Regions from separate parts of the Mus musculus genome. Here region 2 is linked to region 1. A link is a loop called in an ENCODE intact Hi-C map of the cell type or tissue named here. Cell type or tissue: left cerebral cortex. All regions are shown on one strand. Links, peaks and the distances in the headings refer to the core of each region. The heading gives the core; the rest is flanking DNA.

Evidence for each region. Hi-C counts contacts between places; a loop is a spot of excess contacts. Peaks named below come from ENCODE experiments on the same cell type or tissue, not always from the same donor. Only the 100,000 strongest peaks of a DNase experiment are listed, where the experiment ranks them.
Region 2: a loop joins it to region 1, with 4 times the contacts of the local background. A loop is called at or near these places in 13 of 42 quality-filtered maps.

Annotation. Positions count from the first base shown.
Region 1 is chr2:110,661,143-110,669,088 of GRCm38, reverse strand. Ano3 (anoctamin 3) reads left to right here. Exons shown (of 27, transcript NM_001128103.2): 22 at 1,236-1,369; 23 at 2,562-2,714; 24 at 3,110-3,257; 25 at 7,585-7,665; 26 at 7,817-7,922. Among named protein-coding and RNA genes, the nearest start is that of Gm52522, 19 kb to the right of the region's middle. In left cerebral cortex, for the core only: a CTCF peak has its summit at 5,572 (motif pointing left); DNase peaks (open chromatin) are centred at 4,198 and 5,568.
Region 2 is chr2:111,054,961-111,062,906 of GRCm38, reverse strand. It overlaps A26c3 (ANKRD26-like family C, member 3), which reads left to right. Exons shown (of 73, transcript NM_001378593.1): 69 at 340-460; 70 at 3,343-3,557; 71 at 5,290-5,519. Among named protein-coding and RNA genes, the nearest start is that of Ano3, 110 kb to the right of the region's middle. In left cerebral cortex, for the core only: a CTCF peak has its summit at 4,115 (motif pointing right); a DNase peak (open chromatin) is centred at 4,118.

The DNA of each region.
Region 1 (7,946 bases), core at 3,185-5,684:
TGCTTCGCGCACGTACAGACACACACACACACACACACACACACACACACACACACACACACACACTCCTGGCATGCGTATGCCCCTAATCTGGCACATCACATCTCTACGGGATTAGGCACATCCTCTCCGACTGAGGCCAAACAAGGCAGTCCTCTGCTCCATATGTGCTGGAGGCCTCAGATCAGCCTGCGTGTGCTCTTCGGTTTTTGCCTCAGTCTCTGGGAGCTCCCAGGGTCCCAGTTAGTTGACACTGTTGGGCTTCCAGATGTCCATTCAGTTGAAAACCTTAAAATTGACATAAGCAAGCTGTGTCGATTGTAATATGTTTGCCCTTTCACATCTTCATGAGTCTCCAAAAGGGATCCATGGGGTGCTGACCAGACTACTTCTTATTCCAACAGATTCTGAATCTTCAATTGAGTTAAAATTGAGCCTTGGGTTCTTGTCACTGGGTTGTGAAATATTTCACTGTCCTATTCTTAAGTCATTCTCATATTCTTAAGTCATTTGTCATACAAAAGCCCCTTACATTGCATACCAGGCTATATCTAGGCTTCATAGTATCATTCCCAGGCTGGAGATAAGAGTATTTTTATTTCAGTTTCCAGATGCCAGATGATGACTCATGCAAGCATAGCTATGGCCCGACAATTCTTCTTAACTATAGTAGCAGAATGCCTTTATTAGTGTTCCTGTATATAGCTCAAAGAAGTGAAGTTATTTGACAAAGTCTCACATACAATGCAGGACAGAATGGAGACCAAAACTTAGGCCTGATATTTCACACAGAACATAATTGCATCCATGTCCTCATGAGCAGCCCCCAAAATGATGGAGGGTAAGCGATGGGGGGCTCAGACCTTGACAACAGGCAACATAAGAGTTCTTACAGGTAGAGATAGGAGAAATGAATTCAGCCTAATCGACATCAAGGAATGACTCAGTTTATGGGCAATGGATTCCTAATAAATATCCAGATGTTTGGAAGGCCTTAGAAAGCGCTAAAATGATAAGAATTTTGCTAAATCTTTTTAATTCAACTTTATAGTTGTAAAGTTCAGACTTAATTTTTACTTATTCAAGAGTTAAAGCCATTTACTATCTTCAGTTCCAGGAATACTTGACATAACTAGTGATTAGTTGAAATTTGTTATTTCTTAATAAAAATATACATTTTTTCCTCAGATAATTCAGTAACAGGACACATGTACTTGGTCTGCTCTCTGATGCAGGTTAATCCAAAACTGGTGGTCACGACACAAAATCAAAAGGGGAATACAAGACGCTTCCATACCACAATGGGAAAATGACTGGAACCTTCAGCCTATGAACATCCATGGGCTGATGGACGAGTACTTAGAAATGGGTAAGGAGAGACTTTCTGCAGGACCATTTGGCCTTCATGGTATTGCTTTTCCTAGTTCACATGAGCTTTGGTTCAAGAGGAAAACAATATTAACGACAATACTCTTTCCAGCCCTGAGCATTCTAAACCACAAGTGAACATTTGTCCTAACACTGTCAAGGGTCTGGGGCACAATGAGCTTTCACCTATGTTATATTTAAAAAAGCTATGACATTTAGTCAAAATGAACTTGTTGCCACAATGAAGCCTCTAGTAGCTCCTTTTTGAAATAAGGTCTTACTGTATATTGAATACTGACCTTGAACATGATGAATAAACAACTCAAGCTGGTCTTTAACTCACAATCTGCCTGTTGTGGTATCCACAAAGCTAAGATTACAGGCATGTACCACCACAACAGCATCTTGAGCACATATTAGATAAAAATTTAAAAAACTAGATCTTGTTATGAAGAAAAATAAAATCCTTCTCAAATAAAGTTTGGTTATTTTAAAACAATGTTTCTATTTATTTATTTATCTATGCATTTACTTATCTATTTTATTATACACAATGTATATACATGTATGGTCATATTCACCCCTCCTGCTCCCCAAATTCCTCCCACATTCATCACCTCCACCTTCTCAAGCCCAGTCTGAGTCCTAGTTTCTGCAGTAATGTCATTAATTTACACTAAGAAAATATGGATTCCCAGTCCAGTTGTGGACTTTATTACACTCAGTCCTTCAGTATCCTCATCTTATAAAAAGAGAAGATGGGGTAGTGCGCTGGAGGTCTTTTGGTACCTCGCCAGAGCCAAGCAATTTGCTTAAGGAAATGCTCCTCTGCCTATCTTTTAATACTCCCCCCCCCCGTTTCTTCCTCCTTCTCTTCCTCCCTTTCTGTTTGTCTCTTTCCCCTTCCTTCTCATATTATAAAGGGGTATGGGGTTGGAGAGTATTCATTAAATATGCCCATTTCTTAGATGAAGGACAGCTTTTTGAACATTTTCTATCCATCTAATCTTTCAACAAGTTTACCTATGGCCTAGAAACTAAAGTTTCTTCAACTATAAAACCAAGAATATTTCCTAGGTAGAGCTACTGCAATAATTTAAGGTAATTCATCCAGTGCTCCCAGTTGGTGCAGTGAGGCACTCAGTGGATATTACTGAGTACATCCATAACTTCCTACTGCTCTTGTTTTACAGTTTTGCAATTTGGATTCACTACCATCTTTGTTGCTGCTTTTCCCCTGGCCCCTCTATTGGCTTTGTTAAACAATATCATAGAAATCAGATTGGATGCATATAAATTTGTGACCCAGTGGAGGAGGCCTCTGCCAGCCCGAGCCACTGACATAGGTAAGTCTCAATTTTCCTTTTTGAAAAATAGTATTTGCAACATCACTTATTAGTAAAAAGATAACAAGGGGCTGGAGAGACGGCCCATCAATTAAGATCAATTGCTACTATTCCCAAGGACCAGAGCTCAGTCTTCATCATGAACACTGGGTGACTCACTAGGCAATCTGATACTTTCTTCTGCTTGATGTGCAAGTGCATGAGCACACACACACACACACACACACACACACACACAATGCAATATAACCTTTTAGGGAAAAACAAGTAAACGGTATATAGAAATATGGCTCAAAATAAATAGAATATTTTTTTGCAAAGTAAAATTAACTAGAGAGCTTTCATCTTGCACACTTTTTATTCACTCACTTTAATCTTTTTTTTTCTTCTACCAGGTATCTGGCTTGGAATTCTTGAGGGAATTGGCATATTGGCTGTGATCACCAATGCATTTGTAATTGCTATTACATCTGATTACATCCCACGTTTTGTCTATGAATACAAATATGGCCCTTGTGCAAATCATGTGAAGCAGAATGAAAAGTAAGATTGAAATTTGACTCCTTTTATTCTGGTCTATTTTATCGTTGCAGTTAATGGACAACTGGGAGGTTTGTTCTGTGACCATTAAAAAGTAATGTTTCTGATCATTGTATTTATAGTGTGTTTATTAGATGAAAGCAATTGGAGCTAAGAACAGAAAGTGCTTTCTACAGCAACTCATTTCAGAGTCGGTTTTTACTTGGGAAATGTGTCAAAATGCTAAGAAAATTCTAATGCTTCTAGAAAGACCCAGCTCTAGATCCTGAATAAAATGTAAACTCTTCAAGCAAGGGGACAAGGTGTCGTTGCTATGCAGATAGAAGGTGAAACTGATAAGAAAAGAAACAAAGAGAGTAAAAAGTGAGAAATAGAGCCTGAAAAGTCTGCAATCTTCAGTCCTAGCATTTTTTTTAAAGCATAGAGTGCTAGGGGTCTGACTGATGACTGATGCAGAATTGCCTCGTTGTATGTGGCTATTGTGCGTTTTCATCTAAAGTTGAAATACACATTTCAAAGCAGGACAGCTTCTCAACCTCTGCAGTGTTTCCTTTGTTTGGTTGTTTGGTTGTTGCTTTGTTCTGCTCTGCTCTGCTCTGCTCTGCTCTGCTCTGCTCTGCTCTGCTCTGCTCTGCTCTGCTCTGCTCTGCTCTGCTCTGCTCTGCTTTGCTTTTGGTTGGTTTTGCTATTGGCATTTTAATTCAAGTAATTCTTTCCAGTCAGGAAGATGGTTGTTTTACCCATTCCAGGAGGCTAAGCAGCATGTGTAGTCTCTGACGAGCTGATATCATTACAGTTACCTCAGTCCATACATTCTGATTACAATAGTTATCTCTACACTTTGCCTGTTGTCTCCCAGGAGCCGAAATAACTGGATTCAGACAATCACTTTAGACAATATTTGTCATTTCAGACTTTTCACTTGGATAGGTATTGGGGAACAATGCATGTGAGAATTAACTATAGAGGACTGAGGGCCCCCTTAAAAGCTTTGCAGGTGCAGCCTTAGATGTAAAATCTGTAACATAAGGCAAAAGAGTGGGAGGGGGGATTATCAGGAAAAGCAGTAGGCATTGACAAAGGTCATGAGCTACAAGGGGAGGCGCTTTGCTTTGACCCTTAATTAACTATTGGCAAACTGGTGTTTACTGAGGACACTGGAAAAACACTTGGTGACAAGTATCTCTTCTTTTTTTTAATTTTTATTAGGTATTTTTCTCATTTACATTTCAAATGCTATCCCAAAAGTCCCCCATACCGACCTGCTCACTCGCCTACCCACCCACTCCCCCTTTTTGGCCCTGGCATTCCCCTGTACTGGGGCATATAAAGTTTGCAAGTCCAATAGGCCTCTCTTTCCAGTGATGGCCTACTAGGCCATCTTTTGATACATATGCAGCTAGAGTCAAGAGCTCCGGGGTACTGGTTAGTTCATAATGTTGTTCCACCTATAGGGTTGCAGTTCCCTTTAGCTCCTTGGCTACTTTCTCTAGCTCCTCCATTGGGGGCCCTGTGATCCATCCAATAGCTGACTGTGAGCATCCACTTCTGTGTTTGCTAGGCCCCAGCATAGTCTCACAAGAGACAGCTATATCTGGGTCCTTTCAGAAAAATTTTGCTAGTGTATGCAATGGTGTCAGCGTTTGGAGGCTGATTATGGGATGGATCCATGGATATGGCAATCACTAGATGGTCCATCCTTTTGTTACAGCTCCAAATTTTGTTTCTGTAACTCCTTCCATGGGTGTTTTGTTTCCATTTCTAAGAAGGGGCAAAGTGTCCACACTTTGGTCTTCGTTCTTCTTGAGTTTCATGTGTTTAGCAAATTGTATCTTATATCTTGGGTATCCTAAGTTTCTGGGCTAATATCCACTTTCTTTTTAAGAGTGAAAAACATCTTACTACTGATTTCTTAAACAGATTTTAAAGTCATTAAGAGCTTTAAAGGAATTCACAGTTAGACACCTAAAATTTGAGTTTAACTAACTTTGTCATTTGTTAATATACATCATCTGTATGACATGATTAATTCATGACAGTAAGGGTTCGCAGGGTGTGTGATTATGAAATGGTGTCTGAGAATAAAGATGTAAATATAAGGTTGTTTCAATACCGATAGTGAAAAACCAAAATGGTGCCGTTTTGTTAATGCAGAATGGGCTAGAAGCATATTTAAACATTTGAAAAGTATAGTTCAGCCACCTCTCACCCTTTGAATTACGGTATGAAATGTGGTATGAGTATGAAATGTGGAGAAATAGTGTCTGGTGTCTTTCTTAGATGAACTACTTACTAGTGATTCTATTGCCACCTACTGGTGGATGAAAATCCTACTAACTGAGCTTAACTTTTCAGAACCCAACATTCCTAAGATCTCTTTATTCAGCGACCAAGGGATTAGGGCAATTTCAGGCAAAACAATACAAGTCTTTTGTGACTTAGACATCACCTATAAAGAGAGACACCCAATTACTTAATAATATTTTAAGTATATTTAGCAATTAAATTGAAATTCTATTCAGGTTAGAAAATTTCAGAGCAAATCATGAAGAGACAAGCGAGTAGGAGAGAAAAGTATTAAGAAGAAAACACTTTGGTGATGTTACAAAAAATCAGAATCAACAAGGAAAACGGTGAATTATTGTTGGATTGTGATTAACATTGCAAACTTAACAATGTGGTAGGCATGTACTTGCCACCAGGTTTTAGAAACCATTTTTCCTAGGAGTGTTTCTCAGCATGTGGTCTGCAAGCATCCTTTGAGTGTATTCCCCTCATAGTCTCATATGCTGCTCCCCTCTCAATAATCCCCACTGTATGTCTAAATGGTTTGACTTCAATTTTTATATCATAGTTGCATACATAATTTTATGTATCTCTCTAAAATCTAAAAATACACTTGAGAGAAAGCATGTCATAATTGTCTTTCTGGGACAGACTCAGTTATTCAGTATGATTATTTCCAGTTGAATTCATCTTCCTGCAAACATCACTGCTATCTTTCCTTCCTTCCTTCCTTCCTTTCTTCCTTCCTTCCTTCCTTCCTTCCTTCCTTCCTTCCTTCCTTCCTTCCTTCTTTCCTTTCTTCCCTTCTTTTGTGTTTTTATTTTGTTTGTTTTTGAGACAGGGCTTCTTTGTGCAGCCTTGACTGTCCTGGAACTCTCTCTGTAGACCAGTCTGACCTGGAACTCACAGATCTGACTGCCTCATGAGTGCTGGGATTGACAGCATGTGCCACCATACGTGTTTAATAATAATCTTTCTTTATGGACAACAGCAACTTCACTGTATATAAATACCGGTTTTGTTCACTATTGAGTATAAAGCACTGAGATATTTTATAACAAAGTGTAGGTGCACAATAAACATATTAAATACGTGAATAGGTGATAAATAGGTATTACAATCAGCCAATTGTGTTGCATGCATGTGAGTTTATAAAAGACTTACTGAGTTTAAATGCACAAGTAACAGGATGCCTTATGTACAGAAACCACAAAGGTCTTTTATTTGTTTTATTTTGTTTTAAATAAACTAAAAATCGGGGGCTGGTGAAATGGCTCAGTGGATAAGAGCACCCAACTGCTCTTCCGAAGGTCCAGAGTTCAAATCCCAGCAACCACATGGTGGCTCACAACCATCCGTAAGGAGATCTGACTCCCTCTTCTGGAGTGTCTAAGACAGCTTCAGTGTACTTACATATAATAAATAAATAAATCTTTAAAATATAATAATAATAAAATAAAAATCAATGGGGATAGTACTGAGAAGAAATGACAGGACAAGAAGTCGGGGAAGATTGAACTAAGAGTTCTGAGTAGTTAGAACAGGAGGAACAATGGTATTATTTAAATTCTCTCTTCTATGCCGGGGCCTAACAAACACAGATGTGGGTGCTCACAGTCAGCTATTGGATGGATCACAGGGCCCCCAATGGAGGAGCTAGAGAAAGTACCCAAGGAGCTAAAGGGATCTGAAACCCTATAGGTGGAACAACATTATGAACTAACCAGTACCCCGGAGCTCTTGACTCTAGCTGCATATGTATCAAAAGATGGCCTAGTAGGCCATCACTGGAAAGAGAGGCCCATTGTACATACAAACTTTATATGCCCCAGTACAGGGGAATGCCAGGGCCAAAAAGTGGTAATGGTGGATAGGGGAGTGGGGGGGGAGGGTATGGGGGACTTTTGGGATAGCATTGGAAATGTAAATGAGGAAAATACATAATAAAAAAATATAAAAAAATAAATTCTGTCTCTTGTAAAGAAGAAGGTATTTCAGAAATGTATTAATTTATGACTCATGCAATCCTGTTATTTTCTCCTAGTTGCCTAAAGGGCTATGTCAACAATAGCTTATCCTTCTTTGACCTGAGTGAACTTGGTATGGGAAAATCTGGTTACTGCAGGTACTTACCTACAATGTATTTATCTTCCCTGCTTGCTTTGGCCACCTCATCTCGTCCTCTCTACATGTATAAAAGCATTTAACATTCTGGGGGGCTGGGTAAATCAAGAATGCTCTGCTCCCTTCATGCTGTCTGTTTTGGTGGATTGCAGGTACCGAGACTATAGAGGCCCACCTTGGAGTTCCAAACCCTATGAATTCACCTTACAGTACTGGCACATCCTGGCTGCTCGATTGGCCTTCATTATCGTGTTTGAGGTTAGTCCCAGGAGAAGTTGATGT
Region 2 (7,946 bases), core at 2,914-5,413, 390 kb before region 1:
TTTTTCTTTTCATACTTTGAACTGACCTCTGGTGACAGATGGTGAGGACTTAATGTTATATATGTGCACACCGCTTCAAACCGTAATACCTGTCACTTCACTGTTACACAAAATATACTGATTCATGTTATATCATTTGCATATGATATGATTATTTGCATAAGATAATTCTAATTATTCTTAATTAGAATCCATTGAGGGGAAATTAGCTACAATTAAATAAGAGGTATACAATTTCCAGACATAGTTTTTATGATAAAATATATTATTATAAATATGTTCTGTTAGCAGTTATTATCAGTTATTGTTAACTTATATTTGTTCATTACATATTAACAGAATTGGGAAATCCTTTAAGATGACAGATCACAGACATGATATTGGAGACTGTGGTTCTCATGGGGATTTTGAAACCTGCTCACTTGAAATGAGTACTCCAGCTACAGTGCCAGGATGCATGGTACGGTTCAATTTGGGGCCCAAAATTAATCTAATTGAGAAAAATACAAATCTCTCTATACTTTTAGCACATAAATAAATATGTTTAAGCAGTGTGAGAGACTTGATATAATAGGAAGCATAAAACTTTTTAAAAACTCTATTCTTTGATTCTCTTGTGACTTGCTATCTCTCCAGATTTTAAAGACAAGCAGTACATAAACCTAAGGTATGACTATAAAGACATTTCAGATCAATTTATTGATATATAATTATTGTCCATTATATGTAATATTTCAATTGTAAAATTTAATGGCTTTTAATATATTTATAGCTCTAGCATAATCATAATTTTATAACTATTTTTATTTTCAAAATACATTTCATGCTTTTCCCCCATGACATAACCCTCTCCTACTCAGTCTTAGGGAGATATCAAACTATGTTTTCTCTACAGACTTACCTATTTCTCGACAACTGAAGCAAATAATCATATTGGCTTCTTTTACTTAACATGATGTTTTCAAAGTCCATTCCTTTTGTAGTAGGTATTACTGCTATATTTCTTATTATTGCTAATGTTCTCTTATGTCATACATTTTATTTAATGACCCATTAGATATTGTTTTCGCTTACAACATATTTGTGATACTGGTATGCACAAGACTATACACATTCTCATTTTTTTTTCTTTTTCTTGGTACTTATTGGTGAGATTGTTATGTGATAACATTACATAACCTTTTGAGAAACTGTGAGCGCTAGGCTCTTTCCCAACCAGCAAACACTTTTGATTTTCTGTTATAGTACTGCAAATAATATCTTCCATTCTTCCCCATGTTCCAACTAGAAATAATATTCTAGAGACAAAGTTGCTTACATTTAAGAAATTTCAGTTGAAGGAAACTGGGCATAAAAATCTCCTACAGTAGTTCCAACATCTTTATGCTTTTTTGTTGTTTTTGATCTAGTTTCTCTAGACATTGCTGACAACTATTAGCTGGAACTCAATTAGAGAAAGCAGCTCTACTTCAAAGCCTAGACTCTCTTTGTTGCCTAGCTTCTCCACAATATGGCTACCAAACTCAAGGGGTCAGTGCTATGAAATAGGGATATTGTTTAACTTAGTGTTGACAGCCATCTGACTTCATTCTCACCTTTCCATTTTTTCCCCTAAGGCAGTCCACAAAATGGGGGAGGGTGATCTTTGTCAATTCTACACAATTTTTATTTTTTCAATTTTGTAGTTCGCCAGAATTCCAGTTTTTCTGTCGTATTTTAATTTTACATGGCACTACTTATGAATTTTTGGGGTTATTTCCTTTGATATGAGGAAGATCATTTTGGGTGTTATTTAGTGAAAATTCAAGAATTAAAGGCTTTAAAACTTGTATAACCAAAACTCTAGTCATAAAATAATATGTTGAAAATTAAAGATATTTCAAGTCAGTAAGTAGCATAATGCTCATTAACTCTGAACCAACTCTCCAGCCCTGATGTTGAGTTCTTTTACAAACCGAAGATTCTGCAGTAGTTCAGCGTGCTCACTAGTCTTTTGAGTTTAGTTCTCAGAACCTATGTTGTGTAGCTCAAAACTACCTGTAATTCTGACTCCAAAAGATCCCACACCTTCTTCTGGCCTTGAAAGGTACCATTGCCTGCCTCCCCCACATTTACGTAAAACAGATAAAATCTTTAAACCACCTTACCATGCATTACAAGGTCCCCCTACCTAGGTAATAGCTACTAGAGTATATACCTCAGATATAATTCCGCTGCATATAGAGACTCCATTTTAAATGATGACATTTACAATTTACCTGCTCAATTATTTGCTCACACACTTTCTCTACTACTCCAAACAAAACAGTACAAGGTGATATGAAGGGAAAAGTAAGAAGGAACTGTTCAGGCTATGAGGTCATGTGATAGAATTAGCCTTCAGTATTAAAATCATTCTTGGGGTTTTCTGTTATGCATAGAGAATCTAGTTCTTCCTTTACCTAAGGAATTATCTGGGTCTGAGTAATTGAATAATTTCTCATCCTGTTTCCAAGCTATCTATTTTAGAAGGTTCTCTTGACTATTTCAGTCATATAACCTTTGTCTGTGTCTTTGTGTTAACCTAACCTTTAATGAAATAATCATATCACTCTCTCCCTCTTCTACATTCCTCCTTCCCCTCATAACAACACCTACCTCAAACCTCTCCCATCCTCCCTTAAGTTGGTAGCCTTCTTTAACTATTATTGTTCAATGCACACTTGGGCCTCATTATCTGTCTATCTGTTTGTGTATATGTATAATGTTTTCTGAATTCTAACTTCCAGGGTCCTTTTTACAACACAGATTAACAGTGGTATCTGTATTTGATCCCAGTGTAAGTAATTTGCACTGAATTTTTTATAATTTATATGTGGATAGTGTATAAACTAGCAACCCATATTTTCACATAGTGAGGGTTGGTTCTTATGTGTTTCATAGATTTTTTTAGCTTATATGATAAGTAAATTTAAATTTCAACTGCTACACAGCTACGGTTCCTTCCTCCATCCTTCATTCCTCTATAATTCCCAGTCAGTATCTTTGAGGTCCATGAGCTTCCACTAAAGGAAGTGTCCACTAAGCGTTTGAATTATCTATAGCTATTTCTTTTATAAATACAGGCCCTACAATGGTTCCCTAGCATATGGGAAGATCTGGTTTTAAGCCCAGTACCTCTCATAAAGAATTGAGAAAGTCAAATTTTGTGCTGGTGCAATACAATTAATATTGATGAATACTTGGTATTCTAGCATCTCTTACGTTATATTTGAAATCTAACCAACGTAAAACTACCGTCGTCAAACACCCGCAGTAGCTGTGTGTGATTGCTTCTTGACATGCACGCTTTTCATGTTCCAGGCACAAGCAACAGGTAAACCATGCTCAGAATTCTTAAAGGAGAGCTATACAACTTCAACAATCAATGCAATGGAAACCAAAATTAGAAGCCTTAAGTCGACACTCTCTAAACTGAAAGTTAGCAGGGCATTGCGGGTATTAGAACTGGAACGCTATAAGTACCTCTACTATGAAGAATTGAGCATTAGAAAATCAGTTCAATATTACTTAAACAAGTAAGTTAAAAAACGTATATGTGGAAAGCATAGTAGGTTCAATAATTGTTCTCTAAATACTAATTGTTAGCAAAAATACTTTTTATGAAGGTTAATTGTCAATGTTAATTAATATTATTAATTTTGGAAATAATATAATATTGACTTCATTTTTATCACTCTATTACAGATTACAATATTTTCTGCTTATTATATGCAATATTTTTGTTTTAATATTTTTGTCTTTCTTTTTAACTAATTAATTTATTTATTTATATCTCAAACTATTTCCCCTCCCTGTACTCCCTTACAGAGTCCCTCCCCTTTCCCCCTCCTCTTCTCCTTTATTTTCATATAGTAAATCAAATATATTTTCATCTGAGTATATTTGAAACTTTGTAATTAAGACAGGGATATTGACATAAATCTTATTGTAAAAATTTTCACAAATACAAATACTGAATGTTAAATTGGCTTTTACATAACATAGCTTAAAACCAAGGGTACACATACCCCTACTTCCCTAGGCATAATCTGGTAGTTGATAAATGACTTTTTATGTGCAGTGACCTTTTGACCACTAGAGGGAGCCTGGACACACAAAATATCCTTAGTCTCTATACTCTCCATACAGACATATTGTGGTACAGGGAAACATTAATATGGGAATAAAAGAAAACCTAGACCACAAAATAGTTTAAAATTATTAATTGTGAATATGTATAAATGATAGATTGGTAACCACCCTTGCTGCTTTGGTAATGATGTAATGATGTAAATGCGTCATATACTTCTTTGGTTCGTTTGATTACCAACTCAAGTATTACATTCACCCTTTAAGTTTTTATGAGTTATTCTCCAGTGCCAAATGTTGAATGATACTAACCTAAAACAAGAGGATAACATAGGATGAGGCAAATATTTTCAAAGATGATATTTGTAAAAATCTATTAACTTGTCTGTGAATGTTGAGTGAATTCTTGCTTGGAAGACATGAATATTGTTTTTCTGTGCTGATGTTACAGAGAAGACTATTTTACACACTTAGCTTTGTGAGCTAGTGAGTTGAACCAGAGTAAATTACAAGAACTTGGGTGAAGTCTCACTCACAGAAAGATGAAGAACTTACATGGAACTGAAGCAACCACAAAAGAAGATTCATTCTCTTTTGCAACAATTAACTGTCCATATGTTCTCATGGAAAAAAAAAAGACTCATGAGGCCTCAATTCCATATAAGGACAAGGGACCCAGTGTTTCAAAAATTCTGGTATAGAAAATTACTACAAAGATTTGAAGAGGGCAAAATTCCACATGTTGCTATGTGTTTCATTATAGTTTATAAAATATATATCTTTAATAAGATGGTATAACATATTTTCAAATAAGAAATACTTTTAAACAATAAAGTGAACATCTAGTATTTTATGTTACTCTTTATATTTTTAATTAAATATTCCAATAACATCATGAAGAAAATAAGTCTATCCAGTCTAGACAAGCAGAATCTTATCTGTCAGGGTACACATCATTGTACCTATCCCCTTTCCTTTAAACATCTAGTTTCATATTTGCAATACCTCTTGAGTTACATGAACTGACACACACACACACAAATACACCTTTAACACATGCCATTTCCATGGGCATTTCATTTAGCCTTGTGGCAGTATTGTTAAAATGCAAGCAAATTAATAGACCTTCAGCGAAAGGAAAGTAGCAGCTTTCAAGCTTACTGTTTACAATCTCCTTAGGAGTAATGAAGATTTAGAGACGAACAGATCAGAGCTTTACATGGGAACACAGCACAGCAGCTCTGCAGTAAATGTACAAGGAATTGGGCCTTTGACCGAGTGCTCTTCTACTGGCTGCTTTGACAGCTTTCCAGGACCCGGAAAAAAGTCTCCTTCTGAGAGAAAACCAGACAGCATCTTCCACAGACTCTCAACCATCAACAAGTGGCCTGAAAGATCGCCTGAAAATGGTTGGTTATCCTTTCAGTTTTAAAGTTCTGGTGTAGTTCATATATATACACATATATGAACTATATAAACATATTCTACTTTTTCATTTTTCTTTCTTTTTTATTAGATATTTTCTTTATTTACATTTCAAATGTTATCTCCTTTCCTAGCTTCCCCTCCAAAATTTCCCTATCCCTTTCCCCACCCCCTGATCCCCAACCCACCCACTCCCACTTCCTAACCCTGGCATTCTCCTATACTGGGGCATAGAACCTTCACAGCACCAAGGGCCTCTCCTCCTATTGATGACTGACTAGGCCATTCTCTGCTACATATGCAGCTAGAGCCATGAATCCCACCAAGTGTTTTCTTTGATTGGTGGTTTAGTCCCAGGAAGCTCTGGGGGTACTGGTTAGTTCATATTGTTCCTCCTATGGCACTACAAACCCCTTCAGTTCCTTGGGTACTTTCTCTAGCTCCTTCATTGGGGAGCCTTTGCTCTGTCCAATGGATGACTGTGAACATCCACTTCTGTATTTATCAGGTACTGGCAGAGCCTCTCAGGAATCAGCTTTATCAGGCTCCTGTCAGCAAGCTCTTTTTGGCATCTGCAATAGTGTCTGGGTTTGGTGGTTGTTTATGGTATGGATCCCCAGGTGGGGCAGTCTCTGGATGGTCATTCCTTAAGTCTCTGCTCAGAACTTTATCTCTGTAACTCCCACCATGGATATTGTGTTCCCCTTTCTAAGAAGGATCAAAGTATCCGCACTTTAGTCTTCCTTCTTCATGAATTTCATGTGGTTTACAAATTGTATCTTGGGTATTCTAAGTTTCTGGACTAATATCCACTTATCAGTGAGTGCATATCATATGTGTTCTTTGTGATTGGGTTACCTCACCTCACTTAGAAACCTCCAGGTACATCCATTTGTCTAAGAATTTCATACATTCATTGTTTTCAATAGCTGAGTAGTACTCTATTATGTAAATGTACCACATTTTCTGTATCAGTTCCTCTGTTGAGGGACATCTGGGTTCTTTCCAGCTTTTGGCTATTATAAATAAGGCTGCAGTGAACATAGTGGAGTATTTGTCCTTATTACAAATTGAAGCATCTCCTGATATATGCCCAGGAGTGGTATTGCTGGATCTTCCAGTAGTACTATGTCCAATTTTCTGAGGAACTGCCAAACCGATTTCCAGAGTGATTGTACCAGCTTGCAATCCCACTAGCAATGGAGAGGTGTTCCTCTTTCTCCACATCCTCGCCAGTATCTACTGTCACCTGAGTTTTTTATCTTAGCCATTCTGACTGGTATGAAGTGAAATCGCAGATTTGTTTTGATTTGCGTTTCCATGATGATTAATGATGTTGGGCATTTTTTTTTTAGGTGCTTCTCAGCCATTTGGTATTCCTCAGTTAAAAATTCTTTGTTTAGCTCTGTACCCCAGTAGTTCTTATTTTTAACTTGCTCAACTCTTAGCCTTTGCAGTTTATACCTGCTGAGTTAAGGCTGCAATGAGTGATGCTAAAGAACAAAAGTAAATGGATTGGAAAGAGATCCATGCCAATGCAAGCACATGAGTTTGGATTCTAGCATCTACTTAAAATTTGCCTTGGTGACTATAATTATAGGAATGGGGAATGGGAAGGGGCAGGGGCAGGGGATCCTGCAGTTCTAAGTCAAGCTAGTCTTGAATGAACTATGAGGTCTAGATTCAAACAAAACCTTGTTTCAAAAATATAAAGTGGATAAGAGAGACAAAGATAGCGGAAGTAAGCTTTCCTCCACAGAAGTAAATGTACTGGTGAGTGCAGCAAATGCCTCCCCATCATTTGTGTCACACACACACACGCGCACACACAACCACACACACACACACACACACACACACACACACACAAATGCACACGCACCAGGAGGGGTGGGGGGACAAAATTAGAAATTTTATAAATTTGGAAAGTTTCTTGTCTTTATTTTTGAAACATCATCATGAACATTAGCACATATGAAAATGAATTTATACATTTTAAATTTACTTAAAATCTTCAAGTAAGTAGATTTTTAAGAAATGATTATTTTTGAACATACAAGGCTACTCAGCAAGTAGAGGCCTTTTTTGCAAAGCCTGGTGACCTTGGTTCAATTTTCCTAGCCTATATGTGAAAGAAGAGAACAAGATGTCACACAAGTTGTCGAATGACCAAGACCTACATGAATGCTTCATGGCATGTGTACATGTTCACCCGGACACAGGCACACACTAATAAGCACATAGACACATAGATGAATAAGTGAAAAACATCAAAAAATGATTATTCCTGCACAAAGTCTAGTTATCTTTGACATGTTTTGGCTTAATTTCTTAGCACCATTTAGCCAGGCTAGGCCCATAATTTGATCAATCTTAGTTTTAGGCTTCATATTCCAGCTTAACTCTGAGAT